4 separate regions of the Homo sapiens genome follow, and regions 1, 2 and 4 are each linked to region 3. Evidence: chromatin loops called from intact Hi-C (ENCODE). Cell type or tissue: endothelial cell of umbilical vein. All regions are shown on one strand. Region 1 has its middle 39 kb from the start of LINC00644. Region 2 has its middle 23 kb from the start of LINC00644. Region 3 overlaps KCNH5 (potassium voltage-gated channel subfamily H member 5). Region 4 overlaps RHOJ (ras homolog family member J).

What was found. Peaks named below come from ENCODE experiments on the same cell type or tissue, not always from the same donor. Only the 100,000 strongest peaks of a DNase experiment are listed, where the experiment ranks them.
Region 1: a loop joins it to region 3, with 7 times the contacts of the local background. A loop is called at or near these places in 27 of 110 quality-filtered maps.
Region 2: it touches region 3 in a loop (8-fold over the local background); 23 of 110 quality-filtered maps call a loop at or near these places.
Region 4: a loop joins it to region 3, with 4 times the contacts of the local background. A loop is called at or near these places in 13 of 110 quality-filtered maps.

The regions. Positions count from the first base shown.
Region 1 is chr14:62,176,919-62,181,918 of GRCh38, forward strand. No RefSeq gene overlaps it. Among named protein-coding and RNA genes, the nearest start is that of LINC00644, 39 kb to the left of the region's middle. In endothelial cell of umbilical vein, a CTCF peak has its summit at 2,652 (motif pointing right); a DNase peak (open chromatin) is centred at 2,663; H3K27me3 peaks cover 412 bases.
Region 2 is chr14:62,160,641-62,165,640 of GRCh38, forward strand. No RefSeq gene overlaps it. Among named protein-coding and RNA genes, the nearest start is that of LINC00644, 23 kb to the left of the region's middle. In endothelial cell of umbilical vein, a CTCF peak has its summit at 2,531; a DNase peak (open chromatin) is centred at 2,581; H3K27me3 peaks cover 40 bases.
Region 3 is chr14:63,037,548-63,042,547 of GRCh38, forward strand. The region is part of intron 1 of KCNH5 (potassium voltage-gated channel subfamily H member 5); the gene reads right to left. Among named protein-coding and RNA genes, the nearest start is that of KCNH5, 5.4 kb to the right of the region's middle. In endothelial cell of umbilical vein, no CTCF peak of the experiment used is centred here; a DNase peak (open chromatin) is centred at 2,484; H3K27me3 peaks cover 448 bases.
Region 4 is chr14:63,274,319-63,279,318 of GRCh38, forward strand. The region is part of intron 2 of RHOJ (ras homolog family member J); the gene reads left to right. Among named protein-coding and RNA genes, the nearest start is that of GPHB5, 42 kb to the right of the region's middle. In endothelial cell of umbilical vein, a CTCF peak has its summit at 2,647 (motif pointing left); a DNase peak (open chromatin) is centred at 2,603.

The DNA.
Region 1 (5,000 bases), 860 kb before region 3:
TGCACTGCTCCTTTTACATGCTCTTCCTCCTCTTTCAAGTCCTTAGAAAGGATTTAATGTATTTAGAAGAAATGACACAAACAAATGAAAAAACATTCCATGCTCTTGAATAAGAAATCTCAATATCATTAAAATGGCCTTACTGCCCAAAGCAATTTACAGATTCAATGCTATTCCCATTAAACTACCATTGACATTCTTCACAGAACTAGAGAAAACTATTTTAAAATTTATATGGTACCAAAAAGGAGCCCATATAGTCAATGCAATCCTAAGCAAAAAGAACAAAGCTGGAGGCATCATGCTACCCAACTTCAAACTATACTGCAGGGCTACAGTAACCAAAACAGCATGGTACTGGTACAAAAACAGACACATTGACCAATGAAACAGAATAGAGAACCCAGAAATAAGGCCACACACCTACAACCATCTGATCTTCAACAAACCTGACAGAAAAAAGTAATGGGGAAAGGATTCCCTATTCAATAAATAGTGCTGGGAGAACTGGCTGGCCATATGCAAAAAGTTGAAGCTGGACCCCTTCCTTATATCATATACAAAAGTTAACTTAAGATGGGTTAAAGACTTAAAACTATGAAAACCCTGGAAGGCGACCTAGACAATACCCTTCAGGGCATAGGCACAAATAAAGATTTTATGACAAAAGATGCCAAGAGCAAATGCTACAAAAGCAAAAGTTGACAAATGGAATCTAATTAAACTAAAGAGCTGCTGCACAGCAAAAGAAACTATCAACAGAGTAAACAACCTACAGAATGGGAGAAAAATTTTGCAAACTATACACCTGATAAAGGTCTAATATCCAGCATCTATAAGGAACTTAAATTTACAGGAAAAAACAACCCCATTAATAAGTGGGCAAAGGACACTTTGAAGAACAGACATTTCTCAAGACATACATGCAGCCAACAATCACCTGAAAAAAAAAACTCAACATCACTGATCATTAGAGAAATGCAAATCAAAACTACAATGAAATATAATTTTACAACAGTCAGGATGACTACTAAAAAGCCAAAAAAATAACAAATGCTGGTGAGGTTGTGGAGAAAAATACTTTTACACTTTTGGAGGGAGTGTAAATTGGTTCAACCATTGTGGAAGACAGGGTGGCAATTCCTCAAAGACCTAAAGATAGAAATACCATTTGACCCAGAAATCCCATTACTGGATATATACCCAAAGGAATATAAATCATTCGATTATAAAGACACATGTATGTGTATGTTTATTGCAGCATGATTCACAATAGGAAAGACATGGAATTAACCTAAATGCCCATCAATGATAGACTGGATAAAGAAAACATGGGACATATACACCATGGAATACTCTGCAGCCATAAAATGAGATCATGTTCTTTCCAGGAACATAGATGGAGCTGGAGGCCATCGTATTAGTCCATTCTCTTGCTGCTATAAAGAACTGCCCAAGACTGGGTAATTTATAAAGGAAGAGGTTTAATTGACTTACAGTTCCACATGGCTAGGGAGACCTCCCATGTGGGGAGGAAACTTACGATCATAGCAGAAGGGGAAGCAAACATGTTCTTCACATTGCAGTAGGAAGGAGAATGAGAGCTAAGCAAAGAAGGAAGCCCTTTATAAAACCATCAGATCTTGTGAGAATTTACTATCATGAGAATAGCATGGGGGAACCACCCACATGATTCAGTTACCTCCCACCGAGTCCCTCCCATGACACATGGGGATTATGGGAACTATAAGATGAGACTTGGGTGAGGACACAGCCAAACCGTATCAGCCATTATCCTTAGCAATCTAACACAGGAACAGGAAACCAAATACTGCATGTTCTCACTTATAAGTGGGAGCTAAATGATGAGAACACATGGACACAAAGAGGGGACGAACACACACTGGGGCCTGTCAGAGCATGAAGGGTGAGAGGAGGGAGAGGATCAGAAAAAATAATGGAGAGTATGCTTAATACCTGGGTGATGAAATAATCTGTACAACAAACCCCCATGACACATGGTTGCCTATGTTGACAAACCTGCACATCCTGCATATGTACCCCTGAATTTAAAAGTTAAAGGACTATAATGAGAAAAAAATCAATGTCCCTGTCCTAATCTGATACCACTGGGTCCCTGGATATGACAGAAACAAAGACAAAAGGCTAGGGATCATGAGGAAAGGGTGAAGATAACCCCTACTTCATAGATTTCTCTAGGACCAGCTCCTGTGTACCACATTCATCGATTTCTAATGAAAATGAAAGAAAAATTACTAGAACGTGCATCTTCCTTGGGTAGCTAATAATCATTTTGACACATCACAAGGTAAACTCTTTTTTTGGAAGATGCAAAGATATTTTAGACAATATCTCTGCCCTCAACTTCTCATTGCCCTGCTCTCTGTCCTCTCATGACATAGATTTAAATTCAGCACGGGCAGGAGTCTCATCTCAATCATCTTTTTATCTCCTTCCCTAGATTAGGGTGCAGAAGGTTCACAATAAATGCTTGTGAAATACATGCTTGATGGCCCCGTGGTTCAGCTCTGGTATGAGTAAGTTGGAGTCTGGGTTCCTGGAGATGTCCCAAAGCACCAAATGCCTCAAGCCCAGCTGCTGTCATCTTGTTAGCAAGGATGAATATGCAACAGCAGGTGGCAGCAAACCTTTGCATTTGCTCTTCTCTTGGTAGCAATAAGTGTCTCAGCCAAATTGTGTTATGGCTCACAGGTGTCCTGCTTTTTCCACTTGGTGCCTTTTGGATCTAGTTTGCTGAGAAATGCAGCTCCACGAACAATATCCTCAGCACCTCTTTCAGAATAAACTAGATTTCAGTAGAAGGAGTTCAATTTGAATTAAAGTGAGCCAACCTGCCTTGCCAGCTGTTGCCCTTGCAGACTCTGTGTGCCAGTAACGGCAGCCACCTGGGGAGATGCCCTTCCTGGGAAAGCGCTGCTGCTGCAGTTGTGCCCTTTGCCTCAGCAGTCCATTAAAAACTGTTTTGCAGAGAAGGCGACTGGGAGGTATGACAGGTTGATTATACATTGAGGTGGACTAGGATAGCCTATCTTATGTCTGATAGGCCAACACATTTAGCAATAGTGTCCCCTTACACTCTCAAAGTGTTCTTGCTTGGGTGGAGGCTAAGTTGTATGGTCATGAGTGGCTCATGTTTCCATCTGGGTCCTCAGCTGTGTAAGAAGGGAATTGAAAGGAATCTGAAGCAATTGCCTTGATGAGTATCTGAGATTTGAGAGGTGAGAGGTAGAAGGAGGAAGTGGGATTCATGGAGGAGAACTTTGGGGCTTGGGTAAACTCTTTTTCTTCCCTTGTCTTCTGAAGCTGGATGGCTTTGTGGCCAAGTTGCAAAGGAAGTGGTACATTTATCCAGTCCTCCAACAGGCTCCACAGACTTTCTTGTCCTTCTGAAGACATCCTAGGTATCATACTTCACATCTACAGGAATGTGCTTTCTAATGGGCAGCATTTGGCCACTAGGTAGCTTTTAGGCAAGGGCCCTGCTGAACCTAATTAGAACACACAGAAAATTCCCATGGTAAATTGACATTAGACAGTGAAGGTGGGCAGCAGTGTGTGTGTGGGTGGGGGTGGTCGGGGGCAGGGTCATAGGGATGAGGATCTAGTTTTGGCAGGAACTTGAGCTAGCTTCAGGACCCCAACAAAACCCAGTTGTACGTGGTGGGTGATGCTCTAAGAGGTGGTGTAGCATAGTGGGTAATATGGTCCACTTCGAAGGTAGAAAAGAGTAAGCTGGCTTCAGACTCTGCCATTTCTTCATTGCATGAACATGGGTAAACACTCAATTCCTCAGGGTCCTCATTTCTAAAATGGGTCTAGTAACGCCCACACTCACAGTACATACTCTACACATGGTAAATCATGAATAAATTGTTATAGATGATTTCATAGGAAAACTGAAATAATCTGTGGTTATTTTTCTGCATATGTAAAATTAAGGGTCTTTATACTTACTTATTTTAGTTTTTGATGAAGACACATTACAGTTATTTTCATAATTAATGTTAAAGAGAAATAGTTCTAAACCTAGGAATTAAAACTTGGACATTGGCCTTGGCTCTGGCATTAACTAATTATATCACCTTTTACAGGTTGCTTAACTTCTGCAGGCTTTACTCCTTTATGCAGGTGAGAAGTATAGGGCCTGATGCTTGCTTCTGTGCCTTTGACACTAACAGCCTTAGATTTCCCAAGATTTGCCTTTACACAGTGTAATGCAGTGCTCTATCCCCTACATTGGCTGGCTGGTTGAGTCTATTAGAGGCTGAGGTTTGAAAGGCTGGGGTCATAGGCTTGATTCCACAATGGCCTAGTTAGTTGTGTTTCAAGGTTGTTTCAAGTCATCTCTCTGACCTCAGCCATATGTTCTGTGAGCACAAAGAAGGACACTTTCACAAATATGGGGTATTCAACCATGCCATCATGACTACTACAAGGGGACAAAAAGATGAAGGGGTCACCTACGCTGAAGGTCAATCAAATTGCCCAGGTGTGAAAAGAACAGTATCATCTTCCAGGGATCCTTTACCATGGTGGTCACCTCCTGCTAATTACTGCCTGTTTTATAACAATTTGCTAAAATAAGTCATATGGAAATTTGATTAAATTTTAGGATCTTAAATTGCCTTAAAATAATTCTTTCATTAATGGCAAGGTACTTGTTGGAAGAAACAAAACACATCAGAAACAAGATTTATGACCACTTAAGAAATCTGTTAAAATTTTTTTTTTTAATGGACTCCAGCTCTTGGTGCTATTTGCATGCTATTGGAATGCAGAGATGGTGAATCAGAGCCTAAATCCGGGCTCCGAGCAGATCGAGGTGGGAGAGCTTTTAACTAGAATTAGAACCTTCTCTTCTAAGAGACTTTCTGCAGGCAGGAAGTCATTTGCCCAGGGTATTGGTTCTCCTGCTGTGGTGTTGGTGAGAGTCCTTTAGGGCTCTGCAAGAGGGACCT
Region 2 (5,000 bases), 880 kb before region 3:
AATACGTATTTGTTGAATAAATGAATAGGAGCAGCTGATTAGCATGTCTCAATTTAATATCCTGGTATTTTTGGTAACTATGAAATTGTGGCAGTGGTAGATGCTGTGATACTTAAAAATAGTCTTTACAAATTATTAAAATTTTAAAAATTTGTAAAAAGGCCTCCCTCCTGTTGCCATGTAAAAAGTTGGTAACTTCATGGTAACTTGATCTGTGTTGCAGTTTATAATTGCAGCCTTCACTCCCTTAGCAGTGTTTGTACTCAGGAAGCTCATCGTCAGTGACTTCTATCTTCTTCTCAGCTCTAGTAGTATACAACATCTAATCATGGTCAATTAATACTTGATGGCTTCCTTCAGGACTCTAGATGCTGAAATTACTGCTCAGAGCTGAGAGTGGCTTTCCCAACATGCAACATCCATAGACAAAGCAAATGTTAAGATCCCCGACAGGCTATATTGCAAGAATGGGAAATTGAACAATTCCATGGCCGGTAAAAAGAAGACTGGCAACCTTTATAATACAAAAGGGAATATGGAATGTGACTAAGTGTGGTGTTAAACATTAAAATGACACCATCAAGAAGGACAGAAAGCACCAATGATAAGAATAAAGGGGAACAAAAATTTGGGCAAAATTTGGAACAAAATAAAGGGGAACAAAATTTTTTTTTCTTCCCCCTCTCCTCTAGTGTTTGAGGCCTGATGTGATCCAGTCAATTCCTTTATCCACCTGGGTTGTCTTATTGACCTCTTTGATGTTTTCCCTGCTGGCACTGAGGATGTTGCTGTAGTGCTGGAAAGGGCTTACTTTCGTTAACCAGTTCCCTCCCAGTTAGAACGGCTGTCCTACCTACACGTTAAGTTCATGTCCCAGGAATTGCCGAGCACTAAACTTTCATTTGTATGCTGACTGATCAATATGTCTGACGTGAATATAAGAGAGAATGAAAATCTCCATTCCAGGTATTCAGTGGAATACAATGGTGGACAAGTTTTCAAAAAATTGGGGAGGAAAGATTTCCTTTGGACTTGGAAGGGGAGTAGAGGTCTATGCAGCCCAGAAAAGAGCAGGCAGGTATACAGTGCTTAGACGGTTGTGGGAGGCAGGACAGCAGCTTTTGGGAGCTTTGGCTATATAAAATATTTCCATTCCCTGAAACAGCTAGATCTGAAGAGGGTAAACCAAGCTGAAACAGGGCTCTTCTTTCCTAAACCAGAGGAGGCCTCCCTGCCTGTTGCCACTACCTAAGGTCCTGGGACTGCTTTGCCACAGCTGTGTGAGTATGTGTGTGTATGTATGTGTATGTGTGCATGTGTGTGCGTGTGTGTGTGCATGTGTGCACATGTGTGTGTGCCCCCACTGATGACTGAGATTGAATTCTCCCCACTGTGGTATTATTTTGGGTGCAGGTGAGTGCTTAGAGCTGCAGTGGAGTGGTTTGTCTTTATAAACTCTTTGTTATATTACTGTGTTTATTTCTGTTAGAAAAACACAATTCAATAATAACATGATGTTTATGGTGGAAAACCTAAAAAATATAGGGTAGAAAAAAGAAGAATATAGAAATGACTTTTTTTTTTTTTGAGATGGAGTTTCGCTCTTGTTGCCCAGGCTGGAGTACAAGGGCGCGATCTCAGCTCACTGCAACCTCCGCCTCCTGGGTTCAAGTGATTCTCCTGCCTCAGCCTCCCGAGTAGCTGGGATTACAGGCATGCACCACCACACCCGGCTAATTTTGTATTTTTAGTAGAGATAGGGTTTCTCCATGTTGGTCAGGCTGGTCTTGAACTCCCAACCTCAGGTGATCAGCCCGCCTCAGCCTCCCAAAGTGGCAGAAGTACAGGCGTGAGCCACCGCGCCCGGCCTAGAAATGACTTTTAATCCACCACTCAATCACTATCTGTATTTTGATATATATATTTCCCCTCCTCTTTCTCTTCTTTTTCTCTTTCCCTTCCTAAAGCAAAATGATAGTGGACATACTGGCCTTTTTTTTTTTTTTTTTTTTTGTAAAACCTGGCTTTTACACACACACACTCACACATGCACACACACACAATCACTTTATATATTTGTGGTGACAACTTTCTAAGTCATTAAATATTCTTCTACAATACTATTTTTGGTGATTATAAAATGTTACACAATCCATTCAACAAGTTCTCCATTGTTGAACATGATTATTAGTTCAGATTTTTGCCGTTACAAATATCTCTCTGATAAGAAATGTATAAATCTGTTTGTGCATCCATTAATTAATTTTGAATACATCCATCATTTCACAAACTTTAGAATTTACAGGTCTGTAATGTCTCATGCTTTCTAGTGGTTTGTTGATTCCAGTTTGGGAATAAATTTCATTGAATACATTCCTGAAAGGGGGCATTGCCAGCTCAAAAGGGACCCAAAATGGTAAAGTTTTCCACATTACTCCAGAGAACCACTTTCCAACGTGCAATTGTGTGATTCTAGGATTCTGTGGTCAGGTTCTCTTTCTGGGTGACTTGCTGCAGCACAAGCCATTCTACTCTAGATGGCGATGTTTCATTAGTTTAAAAGCCTGCTCTGCCGTGGAACAGATGCATAACAATCGTTTTCCCAATTACCTGTGGATCTACTAAAACTTAGAAGAGAGACAACAATGGGGATACAGTAGTCACATAACTTTCGTCTAAAAGGCATTATTTATTCAAGGCCAAGAATCAACGAGTCCTACCCTGGCGTTCGCCCTTTGTGACATTAATCTTAGGAAAGTGGTAACTATTTACAAGGGTGCAGGATGTTGCAGATCTTGAAGCTTGAAAAGATGAAAATAAACCCCCATAGATGAAGTTCTTGTCTTGTCCCTTACCCTTGCACACTTACTCTCAATTTCTCAGGTCAACCTGGCAGGGGGATACCCTCACTTTCCCTCCTCATCCCATGACTCTCCAGTGGATTTTCTATCCCTGGGTTCTTTCTGATTTGTGGGCATGGGAATATTCACTGTTCTGAGGACAGGTCTGGTGGTGTGTCCTGCAAACCTCTCACTCACCTCTCTTCCTGTACCCAGTCTCTCTCCTGCATAAACGGAACAGGATTTGAATCTGAACACAAAAGCTTCTGGATGAGTGGCCACCCTTCAGGCAGCCCAAAGCCTCCTTATAGCACTGAAGAAACACTTTTGAGAGACATAGGTAGGAATCTTGTCACTCTTTTGGGCTGATCACTATGAGAAAATTCTACAGAGACTTTGTTCACCTGGCAAACTACTGTGCATCTTTTAAGACTCAATTCAACTCACATGTCTCATCTTCTGCAGAGCACCTCTAAGTCCAGAGACAGTAGGTTTTTCCTTTGTGCTCTCAAACACATTCATTCATTCTTTTTTCAAAATTATTTATTGAGTGCTAACTATAGTTGGGGTATACTACAAGCAAGACAGACAGGGCTGCTGCTTTTTCATAGTTCAGAACCAAATGAAATGCCATTTAATTACCAAAAATATTTTTGACAAGAATCATGAAGAACAAGTACAGGTGTTTTAAATCCTTGTGGAATTTAAATACCTACAGAATTTAAAACAACGCAGGTTGGGAAGCCAAGAATGACCAGAAGTTAATGAGGTGACGGCAGAAGGGCAAGAGAGTCGGGCAGGAAGGAAAGCCATGCACACAGGGCCCCAGGAGGGAGGAATTGAGTACATGTGAGAAACAGGGTGGGCCCAGGACAGTCAGTGCCTAATGGAGAGAGGCATGAGATGAGGCTAGAGATAATCTCCCACAGCCTATAGGCTGTACTGTGGACTTTGCATTTATCTAAGAGCATTTGGGAAACTATGCAGAGGTTTAAAATAAGAACGTGATGGGATCCAATTTGAGTTAGATAAGCTCACTCTGGCAGATATGTGGAGAACAGTTCAGTGTACAGATGCTGGGAGACTAGTTGGGAAGCTATGCCACCTTCCAGGCATAAGGTTTTAGTGCTGGTGGAGATAAAAGGGATGGATTTGAGACATAAGTAGGAGGTAGAGGAGCCATGAGGTAGTAACTAGTTATATGAAGAGTGAAGGAGAGGGAATAATCAAGGATGGCACCCAAGTCTGTGGCCTCAGTAAGTAATTGAGTTTATTAAGACCATGGGCAACTGGAAGAGAAGCAGATATGGGTACAATTTCATGATGTCAGTTTTGGACAAGTAGCATGGAAAAGCCTGAGAAATATCCAAGTAGTATTGTCAAATATATAGATTTGGGGTCTGGAAGAAAGTCAGGTGGGAAAGTTGTCCTTAAAGTGTGATCCCTAGAGCAGCAGTGTCACCTGGGAACTTATTAGAAATGCACGTTTCTGATTCACTGGAATCAGAAGTGGGAGCACAGCCCAGCAATCTGAGTGTTAACAAGTTCCCCAGATGATTCTGATTCATGCTAAAGTTTGAGAACTACTAGCATATATCTCCAACATTTAGAAGCTGTGTAGAGGAGGATGCATAATCAAAGAATCCCAAGCAATGATGAGAGGTGTAGGAGGAAAGCTGAGGAAGTATAGAGTCACAGAAACCTAACGAGAGAGAGGTCAACTGTGTGGAGGGCTGCTGTGAGGTCAAATAAAATGAAGACTGACATGGGTCCACTGGCTTAACAGTTGGTGGTCATAGCTTCAGCAATTATGGGGGAACCGTGGGGCGAGCAGCCTGTTGAGTGTGCGTTAAGGAAGGAGAGGAAGATGGAGAAATGGGGTGCTACATTTCTCTTTGATAAACCTGTCTTAGAACAGGAAATGAAAGGTGGGTGGTAATTTGACAGAAAATGTGAAGTTGGACATTTTTTATAAAGAATGTATGCTTTCTAAGCAAATGTATAGAAAAGTGCACAAATCACAATTATGAGGCTCAACTTAGACAAGTTGGTGACCAAACTCAATCACAAAAATGGAGAGTGACAGGAGATGGTGTCCTTTGCCTGGAGCACAGCCCTCCTCTGCGTACAGCTACACCATTCCAAGCCTGCTGTCTACAG
Region 3 (5,000 bases):
AATGTATAAAAATAAAATCATTGTGCTTTAATTTTCCCCCAAATTTAAAAAATAAAAATAAATGCCAGCAGACCAAAAAGGGCTTACAGAAAAGATCAGGACAAAGGTTAACTTTTCCCCTCAATCCAAGTGAGTTGTTCGATTTTTAGTTAGATATGGCAACCTGAGGCTGGCCCTGCAGTCTCTAAAAATCTAAAACTCATTTTCCTCTTCTGCTGCATACTGCACAGGGCTGTAAGCTGCTCCCCAAGGCAAAACTCACTCAGAAGGTACTTAAGCAGGTAAGGATTGATTCCCAGGGATAAAACTCACCATCAATAACTGCTAACTGCAAAGTTGTTAAAATAATTTAGTTAGAATCTACAAATTTTTAAGCAGTTCTTTCTGGTATTAAATAGTCCAGCTTTCAAGCTCTTGACAACTGAAACAAAAATGGTAGAAAATATTTCAGCCGCACCTCAATTTGGAATAGGAAGTGAACATGGGATCCATTTCATATTCCTTTCTCATCCTCTCAGAAGTACCATCTGATTTGCCCTATGCAGTGTGGTTTCTGTTTTCAGATATATGCATTGATTAACTAAATAGTTTAAACTATGTAATTACTTATTCAAGCTCACTTAATAGATTTAATCAGCATTGGCTTGGGGAAAGAATTAATTATGGTCTTGGTTACTTTAGGAGACAAAAATCAAAAAAGCATTTATTCAACGAATACTTACTGCTATGTGCTCTGCACAGTGGAGGACATAAAAGTCTTTTTAAGATATGACCCATATCCTCAGGGAGCTTAGTTCATATACCAAAATTTTCATGACTTCCCAATTATATGTCCTTATATCTACAAGCTGTTATGATTATGCACATAAGCTCAGATCTCAAATTGCGTATCTTTTGAGATCCATATGACTTTGTACTTAATAGTTATATTTCTGTAATGGGACCAGACCCAAAGAGAGAGGGAAATCTATTTTCAATAAAATTTCCAATAGCTTTCTAACCACACTTTCTTTCTAAATTACTGTGCTCATTAATTTTCCTCTTTTTTCTTTTGTCAACCTAATATATCACAAAACTACTATCTAGAATGTATATAAATATGTCTCTTTACTAGGTAATAGTATCCACATATAACCAAACACTAAAATGATGTCTAAAATACACACTGATCTATGTGACAATAGTTATTACTGCCTCCATTTGATCAAATATATTTCAAGACTCAGCCTTTCTAATATATTAGTTTCTATATTATATAAAATAGGAATATTTAAATGATTCTTTTTAATTATCTTTAAATGATGAAAAGGACTCATGTCATGTATTATAAAGCTAGACTATTTAGTGGAAAATGCTGAGGATTTTTTTACATTCTGCTTTGCTATTGGTAAAGGAATTTGTTTCATAAATGTCCATTTTCTAGAATACTTTCTAGAACACTACTTTCTTTGACCTCAATTTCCACAACAATAATTGCCACTGGTTTTGGATTGTGATTTGTTATCCATGTTTATCTGATTCACAACACGTCTCTTGTATTTATAAAAGTACTTTAAGACATGTTTCAATTTTTCCCATTAAAACCAAAATTGTGTGGAACATTTCAAAGTATCTCTTGCTATATGGTTTCTAACCCACCAAAAAGAAAAAAGAATTGCCTTAAACCAAAATTCAGATTTACTGACTAAGAGGAAACAAAACCTCTTAAAACAGTCTACTCCCAATCCTGTCTTTTGGAGTTTAATAATTTAAAAAACTTTGAAAATATTATTTAATAATTTTAAACAATTTAGCTCTGTATTTAATTTTTAAAATTTGGGTAAAAATAAAATACTAGGATTACATAACATCCTGAGGAAGTAACTATAAATCTGTAAACTATCTTTTGATAAAATTAAAGCACTGTTATGAACTGATTCTACTTCACCAATTCAATATAAATTATATAAAGATGTCTCATAGAGAAAAAATCTGTTGAAGTGGCTCAATATGAAGCATTATGTACAGGTCATTTTTCTGCAAGACTTTATATTTCATATACTGTATGTATATGAAATGCTGAAATTGCGTATTACCATAAAATTTTATCTGCTAAAGAAAATGCTCTATTAGTCTAAAATGTATTTAAATCCATCTCTTTACAGAAACAATTTTTATCAGTATCACTTTCGTGTAGTTATAAAATGTTGATCACTGTCAACTAAAATAAATTCTAATAATTAATATAATACATACCTTTTTTCATTTAACTTTCCTGCATGTCTTACATTTTAGATATTTTCTTCCAAGAGCACCAACTAACTACATTGACTCCCTCCCAGTCAAATTTGGGGGGTGGCAAGCAAGGTGGGGGAAGGGGGAGGTGGGAGAACAGAAAAAGAGAAAAATATTAACTACTTGGTTCACCTGTGACAGAACCCAGAGTGACCTCTTGTGGTAAATACTAACTACAGTACTTTGGTGAACAGCACAACCTTTTCCTAGGCTACACTCTGGAGAATGCAGAAGCATTGTTCCTCCAAGCTAAGAAACTCGGCTGTGACTCACAAGGAAAGAAAAAGATAAACACTGACTAAACTAAAGGGCTTCTTTAGGAAATCTACTCAGTCGCTATCAATTAAAATAATCATAACTACGCCCTTCTATTAAAAATAATGTTTATATGATCCTTTTAGTAAGTCAGTTACAAGGTGCCTAGGTAGATGGATGTCTTACACATCCTACTTCTGGAATCAAGCAAAAGATAAACAAAGAGGGCAATTTCTAGTGAAGATAACAGTATCTTAGAATAAGCATCCCTCTATCAGCAATGTGCTGCATTCATTATATAACACAGTGTGGGAATCTAATGCAAGGGACAATCTTGTGGCTTATGTATAAATATAATTTAGGAAGTGGTCAGTATAATTTCAACCTCTTTGATATTTTAAATGTTAAAGTGGTACATTATAAGACCTGAGTAAACCAGTGCTTCAAAAACACTGTGTGGTTTTATCAGTATTTCCTGAATAGTGTCTTAGATATTAAAGAAAACCTTTCAAGAAAAAATGTCAATAACTTTATAACAACAACAACCAAAATAATGTCCATTTGTTTTCCATTATTTCTTTTAAATTGGCTAATTGTAAAAGTTATTATTCCTTTTTTGTTTTGTTTACAGATCACTAGTTCTGCTTCCTCTCTTATAGGTTTCTTTTAAGACCTCAGTTTGTACAAATGTCAATTCAGCATGAAAATAATTTTGGACTTTTCTACAAGTAAGAGATAGCTGAGTAAAAAAAGTGCTTGTGCAACCAGCTATCTCAAGCAGAATGAAAAATTGAGGATACTGAGTTTCTTCTCTTGAAAGGTAAGTGGTTCATAAAATACTACCTTCTCTGTTTTCTTCTTTCCTGAACCCCTTTTTTCCCCAAAAAGAAAAACACTTCTAGTTTTCCACAAAACTAAAATAAACTTCCAATTTGTCATAAAGCTTAAAATATTAAATAATAATAATTTCTAGTTAAAAGGTATTAATTTGTAGTTAAAATTTTCAAAATAGCAACCTAGCTTACTGTCACTCAAACTAATCATGTCTGCCTATTTGCTAAGGAATTGAAGACAACATATGAGTAAAATGTGCTGCCCAAAGACAAAATCAGGTTGAAGGTCTTTGAAATATTTTTTGTCTTTTGAATCTAAATTTTAACCTAAAAGTCCTAAAAACAGTTACTTTCTTCCAGATACTTAACCTCTACCCACAAGTTTATTGCTCCCTAGAGCCCAATTTAGATTAATAGTTTGCATAAATAATTGAAATTTAAATAAAGGAAGGTATCCTAATAATGTTCTAGACACAAATCTAGTCTGTAAGCCCTTGAGGCAGGGGCCTTCTGGGAGACATTGCTCAGCTGTAATGAACTCACCACATAGTCCTCTAAACCTTCCCTTACTAATGGCTTATTTTGATCGTACTAGCCAAAAGTTTGTCTAAGCCGTCCTATAGCATTTATACTTTAAACTTTACAACTTCTTAGAGTAATAATGTTCTCTATATTTACTAGAATCACATGCTAAGAATTATTATAATTCCTTTTGTCTAGAAATGATCTTATCTTTTATCTTTAAACTAAAAAGAATTCCTTGCTTCTTTTGAGATTTGGCTATAAAGGGTGTGTGTATCCATCCTACTCAATGGCCCTCATTATTTTATTTTATAGACTTTGAATCACCAGTAACAACTTGCAATGCTCGCTTATAACAGACTGAGTCAACTAAATAAGGAAAATAAAAATCCAGTCTCAAGAGGTGTGAAATAATAGCATAGGTTATAGTTGCCACTCTGGAGTACAGAATACAGTGCTGGTATTCTGGGAAACTGCATCTGAGGAGTTTGGAACTTTATTAAGAAATCCTCAGGTATAAAATTGATATTCAAATATGCCACACTTCTTGCTTTTTTGTTTCACATCATCAAAAAAATGTTCTGGTAAATTTGTAACTGGCTGAGATTTCAGTTCATTGGTGATACCCATGGACAAATAAATGTCTGACATTTTCTCTTTGTGTCCATTTCCCTTGCATGTCCCATAATCTCTCTCTCTCTCTCTCCCACCCCACCCCTTTCTCTCTGCTCTGTGTGTTTTGTTTTGTTTTGTTTCCTACATCTCTGTTTTGCTCCTTGTGTGCAAGACAGAGAAAAAGAGTTAGATTGCTTCCTCTCTGTCTGTAGGGTGGTGGACACACTTTACAGACAAATCCTAAAAAAGAAGAAGTAGGATATTCCTCTTTTCAGTTTTCTGGGTGGATGCCTGACCAGCTGAGTGTTTACCTATGTGACTGTGTATTATCTGGGTATCTCTCTATATCTATGTCTATGTTTGGCTGACTCTCACTGTAAGATCTGACCTTTTCATAAGAAGAAAATGGTATTGTATCAGAAAGAGCTTTTCTTGGGGTTCAGGTAAAAAGACAAGGCCAGCCTCTGTTTCTTCAATTGTTAAATAGATTGGGAGTGCTGG
Region 4 (5,000 bases), 240 kb after region 3:
GGGATTTTCAGGAGTAGGCAATTTGGGAGATTAGGGAGAAGTTTGCCCACATGACAGCTGCTTAGTAAAAGCAACCTCAGGACACAATCTTACTTCTCCCCAAATTATGAAAAAGAGAGCTGTAGGAACACTGAGAGTTGCAGTTGGAGTTTGCAAACATTTGGGTCTTATTACTACTCAGTTCAGAAAAAGTTAATTTCTGAATCAGCCCTGGCATCCAATAAGGGTAGGGAAATGCTTCCAGGACCAGCAGCTGTTGTTGATATGGGCTGGAGGACGGACTCTTTTACTGGATCATTAAAGTACTTACTATGTTCAAGACAATGGTCTAAGTGGCTGCAAATATTAACGTATTTTATTCTCATAACAACTCATAAGGCCAGCACTATTAGCCTCATTTTATGGATAAGGAAAGGGAGGCATGGAGAACTTACCCAGGATCACACCATAGTCACAAACCCAGAGAATTTCTACCCACCACCCATGTTCTTAAGCACCATGCTATGCACGCACACTATACATGGTGCCCACATTTTTCAAATTAAGCCTGATTTATGGGTGAATATGAAAATGAGACTTGTACCAAAAAATCTGAGATAAATGTCATTAAACCCAAGACTTGGAAGCAGAATTCTATTTCCAAATTAATGTGGGTATGGCGGGGTGGGAGGAGCTCAGCGCCTCTCTTTGCTGCTCAAAGTGTGGCCCCTGGACCCAGTAGCACTAGCATCACCTGGACATTTGCTAGAAATGCACATTCTTGGGCTCCATTCCAGTCCTGCTACTGAATAAGAATTTGCACTTTAGCCTGGGCAACATAGCGAGACCCTATCTCTACAACATTTTTTTAATTACCCAGGCGTGGTGTGCATACCTGTAGTCCCAGCTACTTGGGAGGCTGGAGAAAGGATCACTTGAGCCCAGGAGTTCAAGACTCCAGTGAACTATGATCAGTGCACTACAGTGTGAGCAGAAAGTGAGACCCAATCTCAAAACAAACAAACAAACAAAAACAAAATTACATTTTTAACAAGGTCCACAGGTGATGCAAATATATGTAGTGTCTAAGAAGTGCTATCTAGAAAATAATTTCACTTACCTGTGTCATGATGCAGCCTATAATATTTAGGGCCCAGGTGTTTGGCGCATCTGATGCTAACACTTTCTCTGAACTTTTCGTGTTTCATAATCACCCACAGTCACCCCAGAGCACCAGATCTGCCTTCAAACTGAACATGTTCTTGCCTTCAGGGTGAAGTTGGGCTAAAGGCACTCAAAGGCCTACTTTGCCCCAAATCCTTCCCTGCACTCCCCAATCCTAGCCTCTTTGTCTACTTTACCTCCAAAGCCCCATTTGAGCCTCTCTTTTAGATTAAAACGCTGTCTCTTCAAGAAGCAAATAAGCACCTGTTTTCCATTCTGAATTTCAGCATTAGAAAGGGCCTCAAATACCAACTAAACCACTTATCCACTTCTCGTAGCCGCTTGACATCATCTCCACCTGTTACCATCTAACCCAGGGCCAAAGCATGCTCCCTTGTGAAAAAATATTAAGTTACCAGCTGGCACAAATTCAACTCCCCCCAACCCCCAGTCCCAAGGGGACACTTTCTTTTATTAATCCTGACCCCTTTACCATATTTTATAGCTGTAGCCCAGGGTTAGCTCCCAATAGCCCAGGTGTGAGCCTTCTTTAAAAGTATTTTTGCTCTGTTGTCCTGGTTAAATTACTCCATCTGTCTAGACCTTTGTTTCTTAAACCATAAAACTGGCTCAGGGGAGAGGGAAGAACAGTCACCTGTGGTTCTGAAACTTGAGCTGCATCAGAATCACCTGGAGGGCTTGTTACAGCACTGATGGTGCAGCCTCTCCCCCAGTGCCTCAGCTTCGGTGGGGGGGGGCGGGGGCTGCGTGGCACCTGGGAATGTGTATTTCTAACAAGCTCCCAGGTGATGCCCATGCTGCTGGACTGAAGAGCGTAGTTTGGAAACCACTGCATTAGCTAATCTTTAAGGCCTTTTCTAGTGTTGGAATTGTATTTTCCCAATTCAGTCAGATAACTATTCTACATCATTCCATTTTGAGATTAGCCAGCAAAGAGTAAGAGAAACTTAACCTGTCTTACTTCCACATAAATCGAATAATTTCATGTATTTTCATTTTCTTTCCCCAACTGAATTGCCAATTCTTATTCACCTTATATAGTTCATACAGCATCCTCAACAGTGCTACGCATTCAGTAGGCACGAAATCTTTTTAAATGGAATGATACAGCAGGACTAAGGTTTCCACAGAAGAGAGATCCAGAATACAGAGCACGGTGAGCCCAGTGACTGACACTATCAAAAACGACTCAGCTGGAGGGCCAGGAGGGTAAATGATCAGAAACAGACTTCTCTCACCTGCCCCACCTACAGTCAACCCAGCAACCCATGGTCTTCCAACTTTTCCATAATGTAAATAGAAATCCTTTGATAGCCACTGGGTTAAAAAATCAGACAAGCATACTCCTTTCCGACTATTAACAACAGTTATTTGTTCCTACCCAATCTAGTTGTGACATTTCTCCTGATGATGTTTTGCTTTGGTTTTTGGCTTTGAAGTTTTAAATATACAGTGTTGCTGCCATCCAGTGGTAATCTGAAGCAGATGCAGGCCATCAAATAGATGATCCATCCTGTGGTCAAACATTTTGATTGCTGGGTAACATATGAGTCAAGATTCCTAGATAAGTGAGTTAAGAAAATGCTTAATCTGTCACTTTAAATTCTGAGCTGCAGAAAACAGTGTGGTCACAATTGAGAGCCAGAGCTGGATTTAGGCTAAATACCCCATCCTGGTATTTATGAACTCTGTAACATTGGCCCATCATGGAACTTCTCTAAACCTTAACTTCCTCTTCTATGAAATGTGAATGTTGATGGTACCATCCTTCCAGTTCCATCAGGAGGATGCAATGAGAACATACATAAGAGTTTGAAACAATGGCTGACCTTTAGCAATAACCCCTTGGGTGCATCCTCCATTAATGTTGGAGATGATAGTGAAGTACAGCCGTGTTCTCAACTCCAGGTCCACCCCAAACCAATTAAGTCAGAACTCCCAGATACGCAGGCCCACTCTCCAGAGATTCTAATTTAGCTGGTTCCAGAGTAGAAAAGGGGGTGGAGCAAGGAGTTGATTAGCAGAGCTTCAGGATGGTTTAAAAGCTCCCCAGGTGATTCTAATAAAAGTCACTGCAATAAATGGCCCACAGAAGTGCCACGTGTTCATTTGCAGGTCACTGTAGAGGTCATTTCTTCCAGTCTGTCAATAGCATTTATTGAATATTTACTGCGGAAAGAGTACCTGTAGGGATGAGAAAAAAATCAACATGGTCCCTACTCCATTTATGACAATCCAGATGGGAGCATGCAGTGGCAGAGGGCAGGTGGTGTGGTGAACAGCTGTAGATTATAGCCTGGGAAGGAGACTTCTTGGCTCACGGGCCTTACAGCTGCTCTTTAAGGGAACACTCCAGAGAGAAAAGAGAGAAGTGGGGAGACCATGGAAGAGGAGGTTTGTTTTTCAGAGCTAGTTGTGTAAAGAGGAGAGGGTAGTGCCAAGAATTTAGCTATCCCTTTCTCCACTGCCTCACCAGCTACACAAACACACACACACACACACACACACACACACACACAGACATAGGCACAACTTGGCTGAGATGCAACCCAGTAGACCTGGCACAACTTCCCAGTATGACCAGTGATTATTCAGCTGTGCACCCAACTCCCAATTATTGACTAGAAATGTGGTAAATTAGCCACAATAGTGGGGGTTTTTTTTGTTTTGGGTTTATTTTTTAGGATTTTACTTTTCAGCATCATTGCCCTCTTGCTTTGCATTTTGCATTAGGTACCTAAAACCTGTGCTTAAGTTTTAATAGTAGTAGCAGTAGTGGCCACATATACTGAGTCCCGTGTTCTGCATACTCTGAGTAGCTAAACAATAGATCAATGCATGCCCACCAACAGGAGTGGACCATACTTAACATTCTAAGGTACTTCCTTTCAGTCTCATGTGTATGTAGTGTGCACATGTGTGTACTTCCTTTTCTGGTCTTTTTTAAAATTTTTTTTATTATACTTTAAGTTCTGGGATACATGTGCAGAACGTGCAGGTTTGTTACATAGGTATACACGTGCCATGGTGGTTTGCTGCACCCATCAACCCGTTATCTAATAAATATATTATTAGAGTCAATAGAAAGGTTGATATTAAAAATATATCCATGATATATTGTTTTAAAAAACACAAGTGGCACAACAATATGAACAATTTAATCAATTTGTTTTTAAACTAAACATGTGTATGTGGTATACATACATAAATATAAAATGGGCCAGGTATGGTGACTCACGCCTATCATCCTAGCACTTTGGCGGGGGCTGAGGCAGGAGGATTGCTTGAGCCCAGGAGTTCAAGACCAGCCTGGGCAACACAGTGAGACCCCCATCTCTACAAAAAAAATAAAAATTGGCTGGGTGTGGTGGCATGTGCCTGTAGTCCAAGCTACTTGGGAGGCTGAAGTGGGAGTATCGCTTGAGCCCGGCAGTCTGAAGCTGCAGTGAGCCATGATCACGCCATTGCACTCCAGCCTGGGCAATAGATTGAGACTCCATCTCAAATAATAAAATAAAGTAAAATAAAATGTTTGGAAGGACAATGTTTAAGCAGTAGCTCCCTCTGGGGAGAGGAAATACTATTAGACATCATATCAGGGATGAAAACAAGCTTTCACTTCAACTCTGTGTACTTCTTCAATGTTTGCATTTTTGCAATGAGCACATACATGTTTTGTAAGTTTCTGAAATGTTTCATGAAGAGTAGTCATGCCCCTAATAAATGAGTTAATTATTTATTAACCCATCTCTATGAATACATGTATATCATAGGTGTGAACATATAAGTTTAGTTGCACATATAGTATACACACATATATAGTGCACACACATCAT